2 separate regions of the Mus musculus genome follow, and region 1 is linked to region 2. Evidence: chromatin loops called from intact Hi-C (ENCODE). Cell type or tissue: gastrocnemius. All regions are shown on one strand. Links, peaks and the distances in the headings refer to the core of each region. The heading gives the core; the rest is flanking DNA.

Region 1 (5,385 bases), core at 109-5,108, 730 kb after region 2:
CTCTTTTTAATCACCACTAATTTCTTAGCTCCAGCTAATCAGCATCAATTGTCCCAGTAGTCCCTTCTGTTATGGACTCTAAAGCCAGAGACATGTGGCCAAAACTGCTGAGTTGTGCTGCATGCTGGGGCTGGAACATGTTCCCCCTTATCCTATTACCAGCTTTGTTTTCCAACTTCCTTACTGCCTAAGCTTGGCTGCCCTGGAACTTGCTCTGTAGATTGACCTTGAACTCAGAGATCTGCATGGCTCTGAGATTAAAAGTGTGTGCCACCATGCCTGGACTTAAGCTTTTCTTCACTAGAACTTGCTCTGTCCCAGGCTGTCCTTAAAAATCAGATATCTAGTTGGCTTTGTCTCCTGGGATCAAAGGTGTATACCACCACACCTAGATCTAATCTTAGTTTTGTGGGATCCTACTCCAAAGGCCCACCCCCTTAATCTGTTATCTTCTAGAACACAGGATTCAGCTCCATTTTACTTCCTGGTGCCCCTTCAATACTTGCACCATATATTTTGTATTTTTCCTTCCTCAGCTTGCTCCTTTGCATTAAAACACTCTTTGTAAGAGTGAACCACACAACAGAATTTGTACTAGGCTGTCTTGAGACTTTCTTTTTCAAAGAAATTAATCTAAATCTCTTAAACTTACACTCAGGCAGACAAGGGCAAAAATCAGATACATTCTTCACCAAAATACAACAAAAACAGTCTCTATGCCACATACTGAAATTCTTCTGCACTGAAATCTCATAGGCCGGGTCTGCAGAGTTTGAATCACTCTCATCACACAGTCTCCCATATTCTTTTTAGGATAGACCATTAAGCCCTACTTAAAGGATTCCACTGTTTTCTAAAGCTAAAGTCCCAGAATCCCCATTCTTCCAAGCAAAAGCATGATCAGGCCTATCATAGCAATACCCCACTCCTGGTACTAATTTTGGTCTTAAAATTTTACTGCTGTGAACAGACACCATAACCAAGGCAACTCTTACAAGGATATTTAATTGGGGCTGGCTTACAGCTCCAGAGGTTCAGTCCACTAGGCAGGAGCATGGCAGCATCCAGGCAGGCATGGTACAGACAGAGCTGAGAGGCTGAGAGTTCTACATCTTCATCTGGAGGCTGCTACCAGAATACTAGCTTCCAAGCAGCTAGGATGAGGGTCTTATAGCCCATACCCACAGTGACATACCTACTCCAACGGGACCACACTTCCTAATATGCCACTCCCTGGGTCAAGCATATACAAACCATGACAGTAGCAAAGAGAAAAATCATCAAGATAGGAGGAGCCTGTTGTTAAAATACATTTCAGCAAAAGGGGGAGGAAATGAAGGAAAGAAATGAAGGCTAAAGATAACTAAAATCTCAGTATTTACAAATATAAAACTGTCAAAAGATGCTTAGCAAAGTCAGAATATAACCTGGTTCCATAAATATATTTCTTGTTCCCTATGTTAAAACAGCTTAAAATACAAAGTACCTTTGACACACCTTTAAATTAGCATGTTTCATTTTTGCTCTGGCTTACAATTCCCAGTTGCCTTAAAATTAAAGCTTGTAATACATGTGTAAGTATAGCTGCTTTTTCAATTGTTATAGAAAAAATTTTTAAAAAACAATATCTTAATGGAAGAAGCTTGTTTATAAGAAAAAACAATGTTATAAAGCTTTTTTCATTAAAAAAGAAGCAAAAGAAAAATATGACAAAATCTGACTTAGTTGGGGAACCTAATGCATGAGCACATTTCACAGCTGTTCTGTCTCAGGGACTAGTTACTGCCACTTGCCTGCACTGGTAAATCCTCAGCATGACATTTAGCTTATTCATAGTGAGAACTAATGAGAAGTGATTTGATGATTACGGGACAGTTTTCACTACTTGTTATCATAGCACGCTTATAGCAAGAGCTAAACAAGATACCATCAAAGGTGTAGTCAAATATCAAAGTATTCATATTTATTCAATACCAGTTGTTTTTTTCTCAAATAAATTAACGAAAGGCTGTCTTTTTGTTAGGGACAGGTTCTCAGAAGGCAGAGAATGACCAGTGAAGAGCAACACGGCACTGCTCTTGGGTGATCATCAACATAGGGGACATCCAAGAACAGCACAGAAGCAGACAAAAGGTCTCCCCTCACCTAGCCAGCTCTTATCACAGAACCCAGTCCTAGAACTCATGCCCCCACACTCTACCTGGACAGAAAAGATGGCAGCAGTTCTCCACACAGCTCAAGCTCTGTGATGGCTCAGCAGAAGACCCAGGTCTACAACTGCAGTGTCCGTCATAGTGATCACTGGTCTCATACAGCCATTTATAGCTACCAGAATGCAAAATTTTATAGTTCTCAGCCTTTTGGACAAAATTAAGCACAGAATGCAAAGTCAAGCTCCTCAACCTCATTTCAAGTGAGTAACAGCCATGGTGAGAAACACACACTGCATTGGAAACACAGCTACAGAACGTTACCACTCTTACCAAAACAAAACGTCTATTGGCCACAGCTACAATCAAATGTATCATTGCCCAAACACTGGTGGCACTCTTAGATGACTATTCCTTTATCAATAATACATAAGAGCCTCCACTATGTGAATCCTAGTCACACTCATGCCAACAGTCATAGATTCTCTAAGAAAAAGGGTACTTACTAGCTTCCTGCCAAGTCCCTACTCCCAAATCAGGCGACAGAGTATTTATAGTATGTCATCTCACATAGAATGGAGTTTGACAAAGAAAAATATTCCACTGCTATTTTGGGGTAACAAAGACTAAAAAACCAAATTAATAATCTTCAAATAAACAAAACAAAACAAAAATGTTCAAATAGATTAGGCAACAAAGCATGTTTTCATTGTACTCGAGCGCCCTCTGCTGGATGTGCTGGTAACCTGCATGTGCAAAGGAAATTCTAGCTACACTGGGAGACCTTTTTAAAGGGCACAGAGAATATCAGCTTTCTACCACAATACATTCCTGAAAACCACATATGAAGAGGATCATTGTAAAGCAAAGCACATTTTCCATAAAGACAAACTATGACTATATTCCTCATTCCAAACTAAAAGCTACCATCAAATAGGCTATGGAAAACCCTCATGAAAGCAAACACACAAAAACTATAGTCCCTTGTAATCTTTTAAAGCAGGGTAATTATTCTCCGAGTCCTTTCTTATAAGCATGAATACATATATAATTTAGCTGACCCAATAAAAGTTAAAAGATAAGTTCCAATTGATATAAAATTAGCCTAAATTTGATACGTTGAAATGTATGCATATCATGTTTCAACAAAGCTACAAGTTTTAAATAATCTAGACTCCTTATAAAATGATACATAAAGATATCTAAAGAAATACATTTTCCCCAATAAACTGAAGTCATCTACAATAGGCAGAAGTGATGTTCTTCCTCCATTGACCATCCATTCAGAGGCCAGATTTTAATAAACTTGAATCCCCTTCAGTCTCTGCCTTAGGGTTACAACTGTGATGAAACAAAACACCATAACCAAAGAAATGTGCTCAGCAAAGGGTTTATTCTATTCAGCTCACACTTTCAAATCACTGTTCATCATCAAAGGCAGTCATAACAGAAACTCAAACAGGTCAGGGACCTGGAGGCAGGAGCTGATGTAGAAGCTATGGATGGATGCTGCTCACTGGCTTACTTCCCCTGGCTTTCGAAGCCTGCTTCCTTATAGAATCCAGGACCACAAGGCCAGGAATGGCATCACCCACAATAGGCCGGGCCATCTCCCATCAATCACTAATTAAGAAAACGTCCTAATATAGCAGCATTTTCTCAATTGAGATGTTCTCCTTTCAGAAGACTTTAGCTTGTGTCAAGTTGATATAAAACTATATATCCAGCGCACCCTCTAACTCTTCTTGTACAGCTTTTAATTGAAAACTTTAAATAATGTAATAATATTTTTATCAAGTGAATTACCTTCACACAGGTATAAAGTATTTTATTCTAAAAAGCGAAGTAGTAAGGCTGAGGGGATAGTTTAGTTGGTAAATTTCACACTGTACAAATACAATAGTTTGATGGTGCATCCCAACCACCACACTAAAAACCTGGAGAAACAACACTGAAATCCCAAGGTTTTGGAAGCAGAAGCAGACAGATCTCAGCATCTTACTCGCCAGCCAGCCTAGCCAAGCAGTGAGCTCCAGGCTCAGCAAGAGACCCTACTTTAGTGAGAAACCCTGTCTCAAAACATAAAGTAGAAAGGGACTGAGAAAGACAGCATCCACCTCTGGCCTCCACATGCACAAACCCACACATGCACATAAACATGTGCATACATCCACACACACATACAAAGCCAGCAAAAGTAATGACCAATGTTTAATTAAACTCTCCAATAAAAAAATAAATGGTATTAAATAGGTATTCTTTCCATCTTGTTCTATCTCCGATTCCAAGTGTACCTTGGAGACAAACTATCAGATAACATCATATTTCACTGAATAATACTCTTTTTTTATAAAGCTTCAAAATCTCTTTCATAGAATTGTAAGAATGCAACCTGTTAGCTTTATCTTCTCTTTGAGAAAGAACATGAAAAAACACAGAAATGACATGAAGTGGTGTCTACACATTCCTCCACAGCTGCACATGCAGGTACAGCACAGCGCACCACACTGTGTTCCTTGTATCCTAGAAAGTGGGACTAACGAATTCCCTTGCATAAACATGCCTACAAATCACCTCTTAAAACCTTTCCCCAGTTTGGAGGCCGGGGATGCAGAACAGTTGATGGAGTGCTGGCCTAGCATGCAGGAGGCCTTGGGTTTGATCCCCAGGAGGTGGGAGCAAGAAGATCAGAAGCTCAAATTCATTCTCAGCTACTTAGCAAGATCAAGGCCAATCCTTGACACATGAGCTCCTGTTTCAAAAACAAACAAAATAAGAACCACAGCAACCTCTTTTGATAGTGTGCAGTTACAAACAGAACCCCCCCCCCACCAGTGTCAATTTACTTTAGTGGAGAATACAAGCAGGCTTCTAGAAGCTGAAAACAGTTGATGACTAGTAGATTTGAGACTCCTTAGGAAGGACAGTCAAACTATGACAAGTGAGTCCTTGAATGAACTGGGACAATGGCCACCATGCCACCAACGGGAGTAGCCACAGCTGATACTCAGTAATTCCTATGTTGTTTCACTTTATCCTGACACTGAGTTCCATACAACCTCATCTTACAACATGATGGCACTCGAGTTTAGAGAAATTAAGTAATTCACCTGAGGACAGTTGGCTGCCAAGTTATCAGAAGTAGGATTTGAACCAAGGCAAACCAGAAAACAACTAAGGACAAAGGAATTTGTCCAGATTTCTGGGGTGGCACCAGTAAATCACAGACAAAGGG
Region 2 (5,385 bases), core at 132-5,131:
AGGGGTACTGCTCTGGCATGCATGTCCTCCTGGGAGCCAGTCTGGATCGATTCTGAATTATCAGTGGGCACACTACCGGGGAACCTTATTGTAAAGGCATAACACCCATTTCTGGCTTCCTCTCACTTCCGTTCTCTTCCTTGCCCTGCCCTGAGCCTGCATTTCACAGATGAAGAGTCAGCGCTTTCTCATCTCTGCAGTCTCTGCTCCCAGAGGGCCTCATCTCCAACAGGGGCCAAATGAGAGCAGGAGCCCAGATGCTTGGAAGGGGGAGGGGAGTCACTGCGAACCTAAACCTTTTAAAGGCTCTGCACTGAAGCGGAACTCACACACATCTCTAAACACATCACAAGGAACCTTTACTGACTGCTTAGTCTGCAATAAGCATGGGTCCCTGAGCTCTATACACATCAGCCTTGCTAAAATTTCTCCTACAACCATTTGGGTTAAGCCTTGCTGTTCCCATTTTGCCAACAGGGAAATTGAGTCCCAAGGTTCCTCGGTAACTTGTGACAGAGAAGCCGAGGAGAGGTGGCTTCTTTTTGTTGTTTTATTTTTATTGAGAGGTCTCACTATGAGGGCCCAGGCTGGCCTTACATGGGGATTTCTGCTTCAGCCTGTCTTTGGTGGGGCTCAGATGACAGGCGTGTGCTACAGTGCTCGGCAAAAAGTGTCTCGTCTGGAAGTCTGGCTCCAGACTGAGCTTGAAAGCGCATCACTTGGCCTTGGGAATGCCCTTTTTTATAATGGTTGTTTGAAATCGGGTCACCTGCTAATATCAGCTGAGCTGGCTCTACTGGAAATGGGTTGTTTATCTTGGTTTCCTGCAGTGCTAGCCGTACAACAGGCATGACCTTCTGCCTTTGCTTACCTGATTGCTTTATGAGCTAACAGTTTCACACTATGATAAATATTTGTAGGAAGGAATGGATGGGGCAGAGGAGGAAACAGTTATCACTATGAAGGACCAAGGGACCTGCTGTGTGTGCATACCTGTGTATTCATGAGTGCGTGCGTGTGTGTGTGTGTGTGTGTGTGTGTGTGTGTGTGTGTGTGCAAGCCTGTGTGTGTGTTTGTGTGTGTATGTAAATGCAGGTGCTCTAGTATCATACATGTATGCTGGGGTCAGAGGACACCTTTAGGGAACATTAGATGGTCAGTTGTCTCCTTCTACCATGTAAAATTCAGGGACCAAACTCAAGATGGTAGGCTTCCATGACAAGTGTCCTTCCCTGCTGAGCCACCTGGCCACTCATCTTAACATAATAAAAGCCTTGGGTAGGCAACTAGACATCTTCAATTTCACTTTCTTGGTCATGGTTCCCAAATTGAAAGCTAAAGCGTCTTTTCCAGTACATGTCTGGTCGACGAGTGCTCAGCTCTGTGGCTTCTGAGTGCAGCCATGACCAAGAACGATGACATGACAAGAAAGCATAGTCCCTTCTCTCTGGGAGTATAACTGTCATACTCAGTTACATAGGTTGCACACTTCACAACTGCAGGCTGTCCTGTTCTCATTCTCCTCCATCAAATAGTTGCTCTGCACAGGAGCCACAATGTATGGCAATAGCCAGGTCAAGGTTGGGTGGGGCGGCGTGTGGATAATTGCAGGACTGTAATCATTGCGGACACAATCTGGCTTATCTGAGTGGCTCTGGGTGTATCCCTGTGCCATATCACAAAGCACCAGGAAGTCCTGACAGTGGCGCCTGGAAGCCTGCCCTGTCTGAGGCGGGTTCTTGAGGGTGTGTCGGCAGAGGCATCGCCCGGTCCACTCGGCTCTGACCATCCTCTAGCATTACGGGAAGTGTTGAGTTCCCTGGTGATGTGGAAAACTTATCAATCCTCCTTGTGGGGGTGTCTGTCTTACGTGTCTTTCTTCTCTACCCACAGGAGGCCAGTGGCACCTTTCATTTTAAAGTGTGAGCATCCAAACTGTCCCGATTGTCCCCAGGGACTGAAGTTGTTCAGGTAGGAAAGGCAATGTGTGTGGAGGTCAGCATCCTCTACCATGTGGCCAGCAGCCACATGCAGGTCAGATATGGTCCAACCTGAGATGTGTGCTCTGACAACCAAATAGACCCCAGAGTTTGGTCAGCCAGTCTGATGGTAAATGTAACACACCTCATTGACAATTTTAAAGCATTGATTCCATGTTAAAAGAACAGTACTTTGCATCTTCTTGGGTAATTCAAGTATTCTATGACATCCGTTTCATCTATTCCTTTCTATTCTTTAGTGTGTTGGGGTGTATGCAGGCATATGTGCACAGCTGCCCAACGTGGTTGCTGGGAACCAACCTTACGTGGATAGTGGGAACTGAGGTTGGTTCGCCTGAGTTCCTGCGACAGCTGGTTACACAGTCCTCCTGCGTAACTGCCCTAGAGCTGCTCCATCAGTTGTTCAGCCCTGCTCTTCCTTCTGGGGTACCCCAGGCTCAGTGCTCTGATCCCATCCCATTAAACCTCCATCAAAGAAGCATCCATGGCTATCTCATGATGCCCCAAGGAAGCCCAAGAAACCCTCTTTCTGGGACACTATCTCCTTGACTGTCTTGTAGGTTGGTGAGGTGAGTTTCTAGCATGTGGCTATCTCTCTGTCTCTCTCCTCCCCATAGCTCAACGTTGGAACTGTATTTTATTTGAATGACATCAGCTCACCAGAAGAGAGAGAGAGAGAGAGAGAGAGAGAGAGAGAGAGAGAGAGACAGAGAGACAGAGAGACAGAGAGACAGAGAGACAGAGAGACAGAGAGAATGCCCCAGGGATTGTTTTACCCATTCAGAGCACAGCCTACAGCAGGTCAGCCTGCCCTGAGCCATCTTGTTCCTCCGTCTGCGTTCCAGAAAGTCACCCATTGTCCATCTGCCTGTGAATGCTTCTGCCCAGAGCCTTCTGGACGTTTTGGCCACGCTATGATCAACCTCACATAGTGGCTGATGCTTTCTCATCAAAGCTGTCCCTTCCCTTTGATTTTTGTCTTTAGGGCAGGATGACAAAGACAAAGGATAAAGGTCCTCTCTGGTCTTCTTAGTTCAGGCTGAGAATAGAGAAGAATGAAGAGGGAGTTTTATAAAAACTGCTGTGTGCACCAGGTTGAAGAACCTGGGCGGGTTCCCAGGGCTTCTGGGCCCTCTGCTTAGGATAGCCAGTAGGTGGCTCTGCTACACAGTTAGGTGACATGAACCAGAAAGCAGGTCTGGAAAGCTAACTCTTCCTGTAACAGGCTGCCTGGGAGTGTTCTGAGGGTTCCTGGGGCTGCCTTCTTGGGAGAAGGGAGGAGAGACACGTTAGGGTTCAGGGGGAATAGTGAAGATTAGAAACACAAGACAAAGTGTAGGGACAGAGCGACGGACAGGTGTGCACAGAGGGAAGGAGCCAGCAGGCCAAAGAAGCCCCAAGAGAGGGCCAGTTCTGTAGGGAGCATGGTCAAAGGTGGCAGGTTAGGAGGAAATTCACATCCCCAGGAGGGAGGCAGAGTCTGGGTTTGATTCTCTACTCTTATTCTAGCTGTAGGGCTTTGGGCAAATGCCCCAGTCTCTGCTTCCTACCCTGTGAACTGAAGATCTAATGCCATTACAGGGTTGTTGGACCATTTAAATGAGAGTCCAGGAGAGAGAGACCTGCCACAAGATAGACATTAGAACTATTTGGTATGGCACCTTGTTGGACACGCGTTAATCAACACCGGCTAAGCAGTGTGCACTGTGCTATGGCCTACATCCTTCTGGACACTCAGGAACTTTTATTTATCTACAGGGGACCAGGCTATCAGGAGACATTGGCTACAAACCTGCATGGCCTTCACCACTCACCTGTCCAAGCCCCACTAAAGAAGCAACTAGGGGACTCGGAAACCAGATTCTTTCAAATTGGAAAGGCTGTAGAGATGTGGTCACTGAGAACAGGCCTGTTTCAGGGCATCAAGAGGAGCCACCATTTATCACAGGAAGAGTCACTGTGTGGGTGGGGAACACTTTAGAAGAAGGGAGGCCACATCCTGGAAGCTGGGATTTCTTCCTTCCTGAGATGTGTGGACAGGAACATGGTCCACCAGGGGACCGGAGGGCTTCTGGCTTAGGGAAGCTCAGGGGCCTTAGCATCCACACCCTAATGCTGCCACTGGTCATGTAGGGCAAGCGACATTAACCCCTTTAGAGCTTACTGCCTGCCATGGAGTTGTAAGTCATCAGTGAATCAGCCTGGGGAGTGCCGGGTAGAGCATGACATCACCACGAGGCAGAGGAAGTGAAGAGGATTGTTAAGATCTCATCATTCCACACGATTTCATTTTAATTCACCTTCGCTTTCAGGGAGGGTCACGGCAGGTCAAAACCATGAAGGGAACTGAATAAATACACATATGCACACACATACCACCTCCCTCCTGGGCGGAGTTATTGCTCATGGCAAGTCTGGGGTGGGGCTTGTCTCTTGGCTTTAAGTCAAATGTTTCTGAAAATTGTTATAACTCAGGCCAGTGGGATGGCTCATCGTGTGAAGGTAGCTGGTTACTTGAGTCAGATTCCCCAATATCCACGAAAAGATGAAGGAGAGAATCAACTTCATAGAGTTGTCCTATCTATACCATGGCAAGAACACTCTGCCTGCCATGAACACACACACACACACACACACACACCACTACCACCACCACCATCATCATCGTCATCAACAACAACAATAATAAATGAAATACAAATGTAAAAAGTATTATAGCTCTTTAGTCTGATGCTCAGGATATAACCCCAAACTGCATTTCTCTAAACATTTGTCAAAGGAATGGCCATGGATCATAGAAATAGAATTTTATAGATAACTAAATTTGGGAAATGTTGAGATAGAAAAACAACCAGAGGGCTCTTTTTAATTTGTTAATTACTATTATTTTACAGTGGAAACGATCAGAGAAGCTCTGAATAGTCTCTAAGTGTGGTGGCACTCCCAAAGGCCAGTATAGTAAAAACACAAACATTTTAAAAATTACACTGTGTGTGCATGCATGTGTGTGTGTGTGTGTAGCGGGGGGCATGTGCTATGGCACACCTTGAGTGGAAGCCAGAGGAAAACCTATAGGTCCTGGTCCTGTCCTTGTCCTGAACCATGTGGATCCTGGGGACCAAACTCCAGTTGCCAGGCTTGGTGGTTAAGTGTCGTTACTTCAGGAGCCATCTCTTTGCTCTGAGAAGTCTTTCTTTTTATGGTTCTGTTTATTTCGAAGACAGGGTATCACTCTGTAGCTCTCGACAGCCTAGAGCTCCATATATAGACCAGGCTAGCCTCAAACTCACTGAGATCTGCCTGTCTCTGCCTCCCAAGTGCTGGAACTAAAAGCGTGCGTCGCCATGCCCCACCTGAAATGTTATTCTTGTAGGAATCAAGCGCC

Evidence for each region. A loop is a pair of places that touch in the nucleus more often than their neighbours do. Peaks named below come from ENCODE experiments on the same cell type or tissue, not always from the same donor. Only the 100,000 strongest peaks of a DNase experiment are listed, where the experiment ranks them.
Region 1: it touches region 2 in a loop (4-fold over the local background); 34 of 42 quality-filtered maps call a loop at or near these places.

Annotation. Positions count from the first base shown.
Region 1 is chr11:108,447,476-108,452,860 of GRCm38, reverse strand. All of the region lies in intron 4 of Cep112 (centrosomal protein 112), which reads right to left. Among named protein-coding and RNA genes, the nearest start is that of Cep112, 25 kb to the right of the region's middle. In gastrocnemius, for the core only: no CTCF peak of the experiment used is centred there; a DNase peak (open chromatin) is centred at 2,874.
Region 2 is chr11:109,176,794-109,182,178 of GRCm38, reverse strand. No RefSeq gene overlaps it. Among named protein-coding and RNA genes, the nearest start is that of E030025P04Rik, 35 kb to the right of the region's middle. In gastrocnemius, for the core only: a CTCF peak has its summit at 3,143 (motif pointing right); DNase peaks (open chromatin) are centred at 2,886 and 3,145.